Linked DNA regions of Homo sapiens: region 2 is linked to region 1. Evidence: chromatin loops called from intact Hi-C (ENCODE). Cell type or tissue: Calu3. All regions are shown on one strand. Links, peaks and the distances in the headings refer to the core of each region. The heading gives the core; the rest is flanking DNA.

The links. Hi-C counts contacts between places; a loop is a spot of excess contacts. Peaks named below come from ENCODE experiments on the same cell type or tissue, not always from the same donor. Only the 100,000 strongest peaks of a DNase experiment are listed, where the experiment ranks them.
Region 2: a loop joins it to region 1, with 15 times the contacts of the local background. A loop is called at or near these places in 1 of 110 quality-filtered maps.

What each region holds. Positions count from the first base shown.
Region 1 is chr15:82,232,248-82,237,638 of GRCh38, reverse strand. All of the region lies in intron 7 of EFL1 (elongation factor like GTPase 1), which reads left to right. Among named protein-coding and RNA genes, the nearest start is that of EFL1, 28 kb to the left of the region's middle. In Calu3, for the core only: no CTCF peak of the experiment used is centred there; no DNase peak of the experiment used is centred there.
Region 2 is chr15:84,096,869-84,102,259 of GRCh38, reverse strand. It overlaps the pseudogene EFL1P1. Among named protein-coding and RNA genes, the nearest start is that of GOLGA6L4, 140 kb to the left of the region's middle. In Calu3, for the core only: no CTCF peak of the experiment used is centred there; a DNase peak (open chromatin) is centred at 2,949.

The DNA.
Region 1 (5,391 bases), core at 301-5,300:
GGTCATATGATAGTTGTATGTTTAGTTTTTAAAGAAACTACCAAACTGTTTCCAGACGGACTGTACCATTTTATATTCTCACCAGCAGTGCATGCGTGAGTGATCCAGTTTCTCCAAATGTTCACGTTTGGTGTTGTCACCGTTTTCATTTTAGCAATTCTGTTGGGTGTGTACTAATATGATATTGTGGTTTTAATTTGCGTTTTCCTAACAGCTGGTTTACCTTGAACATCTTTTCATGTGCTGATTTGTCATCTGTAGGTCCTCTTGGGTGAAAAGTCTTTTCACATCCTTTCCCATTTTCTTAATGTGTTTTCTTCGTACTCCTGAATTTTGAGAGTTTTTTCTATTCTAAACAGTAGTCCTTTGTCTCATATGTGCTTTGCAAATATTTTCTCCCAGTCTGTAGTTTGACTTCATATCCTCTAACAGTGTCTTTCAAAATGAGCAACGTTTATTTTTTGTTTTTTGTTTTGTTTGTTTTGTTTTGTTTTTTGAGACAGAGTCTTGCCCTGTTGCCCAGGCTGGAGTGCAGTGACGCAATCTTGGCTCACTGCAACCTCCGCCTCCCAGGTTCAAGCGATTCTCCTGCCTCAGCCTCCTGAGTAGCTGGGACTACAGGTGTGCACCACCACTGCCAGCTAATTTTTGTGTTTCTTTTAGTAGAGACCAGGTTTCACCATGTTGTCCAGGCTGGTCTCAAACTCCTGACCTCAAGTGATCCGCCTCGGCCTCCCACAGTGCTGGGATTACAGGCATGAGCCACTGCTCCCAGCCATCAAAGTCCGCAAAGTTTTTAATTTGGCTGAAGTTTCGTTTATCATTTTTTCTTTTTATGGATCTTGATTTTAGAGTCAAGTTGAAGAACTCTTTGCCTAGCTCTAGATCCTAAAGATTGTCTCTCATTTTTTTCTATAAGTTTTGGTTTTACTTTTTACATTTAATCCATGACCCATTTTGAGTTAATTTTTGTATAAAGTGTGAGGCTTGGGTTAAGGTTTTCTTTTGGTGGGAGGAGAGGGCCTTTGGATTTCCATTTAGTCTAGAACGCTTTGTTGAAAAGGTTATCTATTCTCCATAGAATTGCTTTTGTGCCTTTGTCAAAATCACTTGGACATACTTGTGTGGGTCTGTTTCTGAGTGTTTTGTTCTGTTCCTTTAATCTATGTGTCTGTCTTTCCAACAGTACCACATAATTTTGATTAGTGTAGCTGCATAATAAGTCTTGAAATCAGGTAGATTATTTCTGTCCACATTATTTTTAATTTTCAAAATTTCTTTTGCTGTTCAAGGCCTTTGCCTTTCCATGTAAATTTTATAGTAATCTTACCTATATCTGCAAAAACATTTTGCTAGGATTTTGATGGAAATTGATTGGTAAACCTGTTAATTTGGGGAGAATTTTGACATCTTTGCTATGTTGAATTTTTTCTATTCCATGAACACTATGCCTCTCCTTTTATTTAAAATTTTTAAAAATTCTTTTATGAGCATTTTGTAGTTTTCAGCATCCAAGTGCTGTACATGTTGAGTTAGATTTACACTTAATTTTTCATTTTTCTGAATGATTATAAATGATATTTTTAATTTTGGTGTTAGCACATTCATCTAGTATATAGAAATACAATTAATTTTTGTATGTTGATCTTGTATACTGTCACCTTGCTGAACTCACTTGCAGTTCTTTGTAGATATTTTGGAATTTGCTATGAGACTATCATGTCTGCAAATAGGGGTTGTTGTATTTTTTTCCTTTTCTATCTGCATGCTGTTTTCTCTTTTGCTGATTGCACTGGCTAGAATTTCCAGCACTATATGACTGACATTGATGGGAGTGGGCATCCTTGCCTTGTTCTTGGTCTTAGGAGGAAAGCATTAAGCCTTTCACCGTTAGAAATAATGTTAGGACTGCAGGCTGTTTTTAGATGTCCTTTATCAAGTTGAGGAAGTCCCCTAATATTCTTATTTTTCTGAATGTCATTATTATGAATGTGTCAAGTTTTGTCACATACCTTTTCTGTATTAATTAATATATTTGTATGATTTTTCTTCTTTAGCTTGTTAATATGGTATATTACATTGATTGATGTTTTTTAATATTGAGCCAGTCTTGCATTTCTTTATAGATTTTATATACAATTGATTTTTAACTTTAACTTTATTCTTGAGTAAATTCAAATGTATACCACAAAGGGATCCCACCTTATTCCTTAGCTCAGTTTATTTCATGTCAGTTTTTTGTTTATCTTCTTAAAGTTATTTGTACATAGATGAACAAATATATTTATATCAACTTTGATACCAACAGTAGCAAAAGTTAGTCTAGCTTTATTGAGGATGTACATATGCTAAATATTGAGTTACTCACTTTATTTAAATTATTTCACCAAATTCTGACAACACTCCTTTGAAACAGATATTACTATCTATTATCTAAGTCTCAAGAACATTAAGTAACTTTTGTTCAGCATCACTCAGCTGCTAAGAGGCAGAGTTGATATTAAGATTAAAGTCTGCCTGAGTCTGAAGCCTGTGTTTTCTTGACATGGTTCTTCTCTTGGTGTCTTCCCTATGGGGTATAAGGATCCTTATTTCTTCTTATTGCCTCTCCCGAATTTGCACATGCTGAGGCCATGTTAACAGTGACATTGGATTTCAGAATGGAGTAGGTAATTGATCACATTTTTTAAACTGCAACAGTTTCTGACTTGTGGAATCAAAAAATCCAAATGTAGTTAAAAGATTATTACTTTGAGAAAAATGTCTGTGGTTTGGATAAATAGTAGTGGGACCATAACTGTAGTTAACTTTAGTTGTGGGCTTGATATTGCATGTAATTTGCAGGGATCATAGAACTAGAAATGATGCACTAGGAGAAAACAGAGTCTCTTCATGAAATTTATATCAGTATGACTTAGAATTGGAAAGAAAGAAAGGATCAGGAGCTGACTAGAATGCAAGGCTTGGGTGTAGCCTAACAAATCTCTGGCTCCGTTTTTTAAAATGTATTTTCCTTTTTACAGGAACTTGTTCTCCAATTTCCCTTTGACCAGATTTTGTCTTGGGCAGGGCAGTGTAATATAATATCATAATTTTCTGTTTGTAATAAATTATAGATATCTTAGTCCATTTGATGCCCGAAAGATGATACTAGAGCTAAATAAATTGAAGTAATGCATATATGATGAAAATAGAAATTGTGAACCTGCTGAGAATTTGTACTTTTCATATATGGTTGATGGGTTGTCATTATCACCTTTCTAGGCCTCAGTTTACTTATCTGAAAAAACAAGAATATTGGGCTAAGATGATTTCAAGACTTTCTTTAGATTCATTCACAGTGATTCATTCAGTCATATAATACGGTCGTACTTGTTGATTTCCTGATTTGTGAGCATTCTGCTAATAAGCCACAAGATGGGAGGCTTGTCCCTTTCTTACATTGATTTTCATAAGTAATTCAATGTTTTATGCTAATTTTAGTCTAAATCACACAAATTGGGGGAAGTTTATTGTGGAAGGACAGGGAATAGGGAGAAAGTTGAATGGATAGAATAAGGGTAATTTACATAGCCCTTACTTTTGACATTTTTAGATACTATCAGCCAATAAATGAATGTTCCCCTGTATTAGACAAGGTCAGATTTAGAGATTGGCTACTGTCTGTTCTCAACAAGTTGATATGTGAATTTATGGGAAAGTAGTGGTGGAAATGAAAGCACCAGAGACTTTTTCCTTCCCCTTTTCCTCTAAAATGTCAGTGAATAGGCCAAGTTGACAGCTGCATGTGTCACAAAAGGTGGAAAATGAGCACATTCCAGAATTTGCAAGATGGTTCTATAAACTCTGCAGTGGGAAAGGATTAAGAAGTGTGACTAGAGGCTGAACCTAGGTCTTCTCCCGAAATCTATCCTGTTAATTGATGTTAATCTGGGAGAGTCTGCTCTGAAAAGCAGAAGCATATTGACTTGGATGGGTAGCATCAAGAATCTAAGTTCTTGTTTTAGATACATAGAACTGAGTCCTCAACCTTATAGAAGAGGGACAGGAGAGAAGAGAAATGAAAAGCCCTTTGTAATAGATTTACTTGTCTTTGTGTAACTGAGTATTAGAATTCTGTAATTAACATTAATCTACTGGGTAGCTTGGAGGGCAAAAGGGTGTGTGTGGCTCAGTAATTTCATACTTGACTGAGTTGTCATTCAGGAAGATAGGCAATGAATAGATCAGTAGTCTTGGAATATAAATCTTTCTGCAGGTCTCTTAGAATCTTGCTTGCAGTTACTCTGTAGAGGAAATGAATTAAAATAGAATTCAAGAATGGGGAAGTGCTAGAAATTGTCAGTGTTTAAAAATTGTAACTAATGACAAAAATAAATAAAAACACTAGCAGTAATGTCGAATGGGTTGATGTTAAGCAAATTTTGTAGTAACTACGGGATAAAAAAGAATGAAAAGGATAAGCAACAAGATTTTTGAAAGATTTGTGTACCCGTATGTGTACACATGTGTGAATATTTAATATGGTGGACTAGAAGAGCCTAGCCTAAGCAAATGGGCAAATGTCTTACTATAATTTATGATTTTGATAGAGGTTTTAGAGTGTTTATTTATAAAAATCTTTAAGTTTACCACTTTCAGAATTAAGAGCAGGATATTTATCTGACATATTATAAAAGATAAAATAATGTATAATACAGTCTGGGTAACACAAATCAACATTTAAAAAAAAATCCTGGAAGAATAGAAACCACACCAGAAATCTAACTGATCAAAACAGTTGTACCAATAAATGATTATACCAATAAATGTATGAAATCCCCTACTAAGGAGATATTTTTTAGAAAGGAAATTTTATTAAAAAAATAAATCCATAAGTTTGCTACATAAAAGAGATAAACTTAAAGCATAATGGACAGAGGCTAAATACCAAAGCTTTAGCTCAGATTATGTCAACCAAATGTGAATGAAAAGAGAGGTTTGGCAATATTAACAATAAAATAGGATTTATGGTAAATGAATTATGGCATAAGGATCATTTTCATATAGATAATTGACACATTTACTAGTGAAGAGATTAACTATCAATTATCATAACAACAAAGTGCATGAGGCAAAAATAGAACTATAAGTAGAACTCTGTAGGCACATGGTTTGGGGGCGATTTTCACAGGTTAGTAGACAGGAACATGAACCATATGAATAGAATAATTAAAGTCAGAATTTAAGTGTCAGTGAAGGATATACAAAAATTGGTCCTATATCAGGTGAAAAAATAATTCAAATTTAAAAGAAAGAAAATGTCACAGGTTTCATGTATTCATCGCTCAGTCATTATCTCTGGTTTTAACCATCTAAGAATAGACCCAAGTCGCCAATATGGAGAGCAAA
Region 2 (5,391 bases), core at 254-5,253, 1.9 Mb before region 1:
ATGTTGTGATTGTCAGTGAAATGCCTAAAGTCAGTCAGTTCCCCCTCTTTCCTCACCCTTAACCATTTAAGTATTTTCTCACCACAATCCATTACCTGTGGACAGACTCCTTCCACAGCATCTACCACAATGATGCATCCATCACAAATGCGAACAGCGGTTGATACGTCTGAGGAAAAGTCCATGTGTCCTGGAGAGTCTATCAGATTAATCAGGTACTCCTCATTACCTAAAATACAATTTGTAAACACACATTTTCAGTTGTGCAGGTATACAATGTTCTTCCTCAGGCATTCTAGAATAAGAAAGCTGAAAGCTTCTAAGAAAAAACTGAGCAGAGCTAAAGGAGTCAAACACTCAGTCAAGAGCTATCATTCCAACTTTTCCCACTGATGGGACTACTGATTCCAAATAGCATCTATATAAAATGTTAAAGGACTTTAATATTCTAATAGTTACCACTTAAGAGCTTAGTAGGAGCCAGCCACTGTGATACTCACTTTTAATGTGCTAATCACATATTATTGAATCCTTACAATATCCCTGTGAGATACATATTACTATTCTCCTTTTACAGTTTAGGAAATTGAAACTGAAAGAAATCAATGCCCAAGAACCTGACAGTAAAAGCTGTTCAAAGGAACAACAAAGCAGTTGGCCAAGTTCTTCCCTACAATTTATCAAAGAGCAGTGTATGAATCGGCTCAATCAAGATTTAGATTTAGACTCAGTTCTACAAAATATGTAGATTTAGACTTAATGCTACAAAAGATTTAGACTCAATTCTACCACAACTTAAGGAGCAGTTACTATGTGCCAAGCAGTGCACTATGTGCTCTCCCATTAATATCTCCTTCAATAGTCTCAACAGACAAATGTATTAAACTTATAGTAGGGTGATGGCACATCCTGAGTTGTCTGGTTTTAGCACTGAAATTCCTACATCCAATCAAAGCCCTTAGTCCCAGGCAAACAAGAAAAAAAAAGATCATCTTAGGTTATAAAGAGTTATCATTAAACATAACTTAGTATACCATGCAGAAAATTAGTTAATACTTTAGAATTCTGTACTCATTCCCCATTATTGATAAATTTGATATAATTCTCTTTTAAAGGCAGAATAACTATTAGAATGCTCAAAGATATACTTTACTTTTGCTCCTCCCCTTAACTCAGTGTTTATCAACTTGAATGCACTCAAGAATGACTACAGGGTTGAGTATCCTTTATCTGAAATCCAAAATGCTCCAATGAGCATTTCCTTTTTGTGCCATGTTGGTATTTGAAGAGTTTTGAATTTTGGAGCATTTCAGATTTTGGATTTTCAGATTTGGGATGCTCAACCTGCAATTTATGGGCCATTTAAAGGATTTTCCCCCAATATAATTTTAATGACTTCGCTTGTGCCCTAGGTGATACTGATGATAAACACCACCACAACAATAACCACAACCAGCGCTTAACATCTGTGGACTGCCTATTCATGGCTGGCATTGTTCTAAGCATAATACAGAAATTATCTGATGTTTACTTACAACAATCCCCTGTAGTAGTTACAACTATTAGCCCAATTTTATATAGCAGGTAACTAAGGCACAGAAAAGTTAAGTATTTTTCTCAAGGACATCCAGCTAGAATCCAATTCTGAGGTTGACTAAGATCACACAATTCAAAATGATAGAGCATAAGTTCAAATCCACTTAACTCCAAAGACCATACCTCTAACCACTACACTCAGAAGGCAGTAACTTTCACCTCACATGCCAAGATTCCACTGCTAATGAATTCCTAAAACACTGGGTGAAGCATTCCCAAGTGTACTGAGGCTCAGTGGGAAAGACTGCCATCAGTTAGCAACAGACTGCCTTCTTCAGTACCACTCCTCCCCGCTGCCTCCTGGTCTTTTCATGCAAACTGCTTTATGAGGAACCATTGCTCTGCTGAAACCACCAGAGAAGGCTCCAACCAGAGAAGACCATGGAGATATCCAGTGAAAATCCAAGAAGTCAAATAACCAGAGCCCTGGAGCAATGGCCCACTGGACCTCAATCGAGCCTTTCACTGTCAGATCTCACACCAGTTCTCCTAGTCAACATTTTCGATAAGTATCGTGATCTCAACCAAGTACACCAGAGAAAAAGGAGCATGTCTAGTAGTGGTCTAGGGTCCTATCATACAAAATTAAAGCTGTGAGATTCTTAGAATCACTCAGCATTTTCTCAGCCTAAGCCTTTATTCCATAGAAAAACATGCTAACGCCCTCAAAAGGTAAGAGACTGACCCAAGGTCCCAAAAGAAGCAAGCCAGAAATACACCCAGGGCTATCGAACCATCTTAGTCACTTCTCGGGTCTTAGATTCCTTCATACTTTGCAACTGGGGAAACAACACTTGCCTATTCATCTGGCTAAACTCCAGACTTTAGAGTGGGAGAACTTCAAGCACTTTTCCATCCTTTGTGATACGACCGGGACCTGATACTGAAGTTTCAGAGACTGGGTCTCCAGTCAAGTTCTTTACAGAGTCTAAAAATGCACTCGTACAGACATTTCAGGCTTCCTATACAACAGTGCTCTTACCTTTTATTGGAGTTACAGACCTTTTAGGGAATAGTCAGAAAAACGAATACCTATCTACTTATCTATGCTCCCCTAAGTACGCGTCCATTTCCAGATTCTTTGAAATTCATTCAGGAAGGGCAGGTTCAGATCTAGAGAGGAACTGAAAGCTAATGATACACCAAGTGTTTCCACCTGAAAATCTACATCCTCAAAACTAAGTGTCTGATCAAATAATACAGCTGACAAATACAGCCAGCCTTGGAGCTCACATCACACATACATACTAAAGGTTCAGAGAAGCCCTGTGAGAAGTCTGTCCAACTCTGTTTAACCTGGAGTTTCTCAAATGTATTCAATGGTGAGAAAGAGGAAATGCCATGGTCAGTTACACAGCTGACAAAGGCTTGGCTCTGAGCCAGGCCTCCCAATTCCTCTTTCAACGCCTTTTTCATCTTAACCCTTTCCAAACAACTTTAACCTAAATTTCAAAGGTTGGGGAAAGAAGTCCCATATCCATTAGAGAAAAAAAGTCCACAAGCACAGCTCTTCTGCTGTGACTTCAGCCACATTATGTCTCTTTAAAAAATGCCATTTACCACTTTTGTGTATGTGTGATCAAATTAAAAAATACATAAAAACAATTACAGGGCTTATCATGCTAGATATTATTATTATTGCTAGTGGAAATTATTTAAAAAGTAGAAAATGCATAACACTTTTCAGGAGACAAAATTTTTTAAGCATGCTAAATGATCTTTCTGATTTGTAACAAAGTCCTGAAGCTACATATTGAACTAATCCCTGCAACAGCATTCAGGGACAGAATGCTGCTGCTTTACTTCCCAGGCATTCCAAACTAAACTGCTTCATTTCAAGGCACAGATCTAATCAGTCAAGCAACAATTCAATCTTTTTATATTCCAGGGAACTGAAAAAAAAATTGGAAGACCTGAAGTTAATTATGGGAGATATCTTCCAGACAATTTCTGCTGCTAATAGGGAGTTATGGGAAAAGAATTGCTCCCTTGCCCATGGTTTTAAAGTGCCATGGATAATTGTCTCACAGAAGGTGCACATTTGTCACTAGGACCTGCCAAAACATCTCTGTATTCAGTAAAACTTCATGTAAGGAGTTTAGTGTTCAACTTCCAAAACACTGGAAATGTTCACTAACGCATACATAGAAACCTGACGAGAGAAAACTTTCCATAAAATAAAAAAGAAACACTGAAGTTATGGAAGAAGATCTGAACCTCCTGAAAGTGTCCTTTATGTTTCAGTGTATGGTAGAGTATTTTGCCTGACAACGAAAATAACAGAAATACAGGCAGAACCTGAGTTATCTGAAGACATGTTCCTAAATTCCTTATGTATGAACTTATAACTATTATATACATAAGTTGTACACCAACTGTAACCAAAAGTCTCCCTCCACAGGAAATACCACTTTTATTTTTTAATTTTTTTTAAGATACGGGGTTTCACTGTAACATTCAGGCTGGATGCAGTGGCACAATCATAGCTCACTGCAGCCTCAAACTCCTGGGCTCAAGCGATCCTCCTGCCTCAGCCTCCAGAGTAGCAGGGACTGCAGGCACACAAGGGTAATTTTTATTTTATTTTTTGTAGAGATGGGGTTTCACTGTGTTGCCCCGGCAGGTCTCAAACTCCTGTCCTTAAGTGATCCTTCTGCCTCGGTCTCCCAAAGTGCCGGGATTACAGATGTGAGCCACTGAACCTGGTTACCTTTTATATCTTAATACTATGTTTTTACATTTTAAATCAATGTATAACTTTGTAAGTTATAAATCAACTAATATGGCTTATTTGACAGAATTGTAAAGCACAACTATAAAGCTGATACAGGTAACAGGATAACTATCTTTATGAGAAGACTGCCACAAGGAGAGGTGAAGGGTGGTTGACTCTGATGGTATGTGTCAAAACTGAGATGGGGTCAGGCACAGTGGCTCACACCAATAATCCAAGTGCTTTGGAAGGCCAAAACAGGAGGATCACTTGAGCCAAGACCAGCCTGGACAACATAACAAGACCGTCATCTCTATAAGAAATTTAAAAAATTAGCCAGGCATGGTGGCACATGCCTGTAGTCTTAGCTACTTGGGAGGCTGAGGCAGGAGGACTGCTTGAGTCTAGAAGTTCTGGGCTGCAGTGAGCTATGATCACCACTGCACTCCAGCCTGGGTGATAGAATGAGACTCTTGTCTTAAAAAAAAAAAAAAAAAGTGACAGGGGTTAGGAAAATGAGAGGAAAAATGATCTAGAAACAACTATGAATAGCAAACTGATTAAGTTTTCTTTTGCTGCACAAACCCAACCCGAAGACCTCTCCAGACCTTCCTCCAACATGAAACTAGACCACGTACAGAGCACTTCTGATTACATTTGGCCTCACCCGCTTTTGGTTTTTCTCAGTATGATGCCAGTCCACACCTGCCACCCAGTACTGTGGCCACACCCTGAACTCTGACATCACTGAGAACTTCTCCACCTTTGAAGGCCTGCTGTGTAGATAGTAAATCTAATAATTACACATCCACATTGTCTTGATTCCTTTGATCATTGGCAGTTTTGCTTGGAAGGGTATAAGAATAAGAACCAGAATAAGAAACCCTGGAGTAAAAAAAAGGTTGACACTTACTTATAATATCTCTATGCCTAGCATTACCCTGGAGAGTCATAGATCAAGGATCAATTTCACACTGCTAATGCACGTCATTAGTATAAGGTGCGGGTCATATCATCAGAGTAATTGAGAGAGTAATTGTAGTATAACTTTGACTAAGAAGCGGGAAGAGGAAACATGCAGA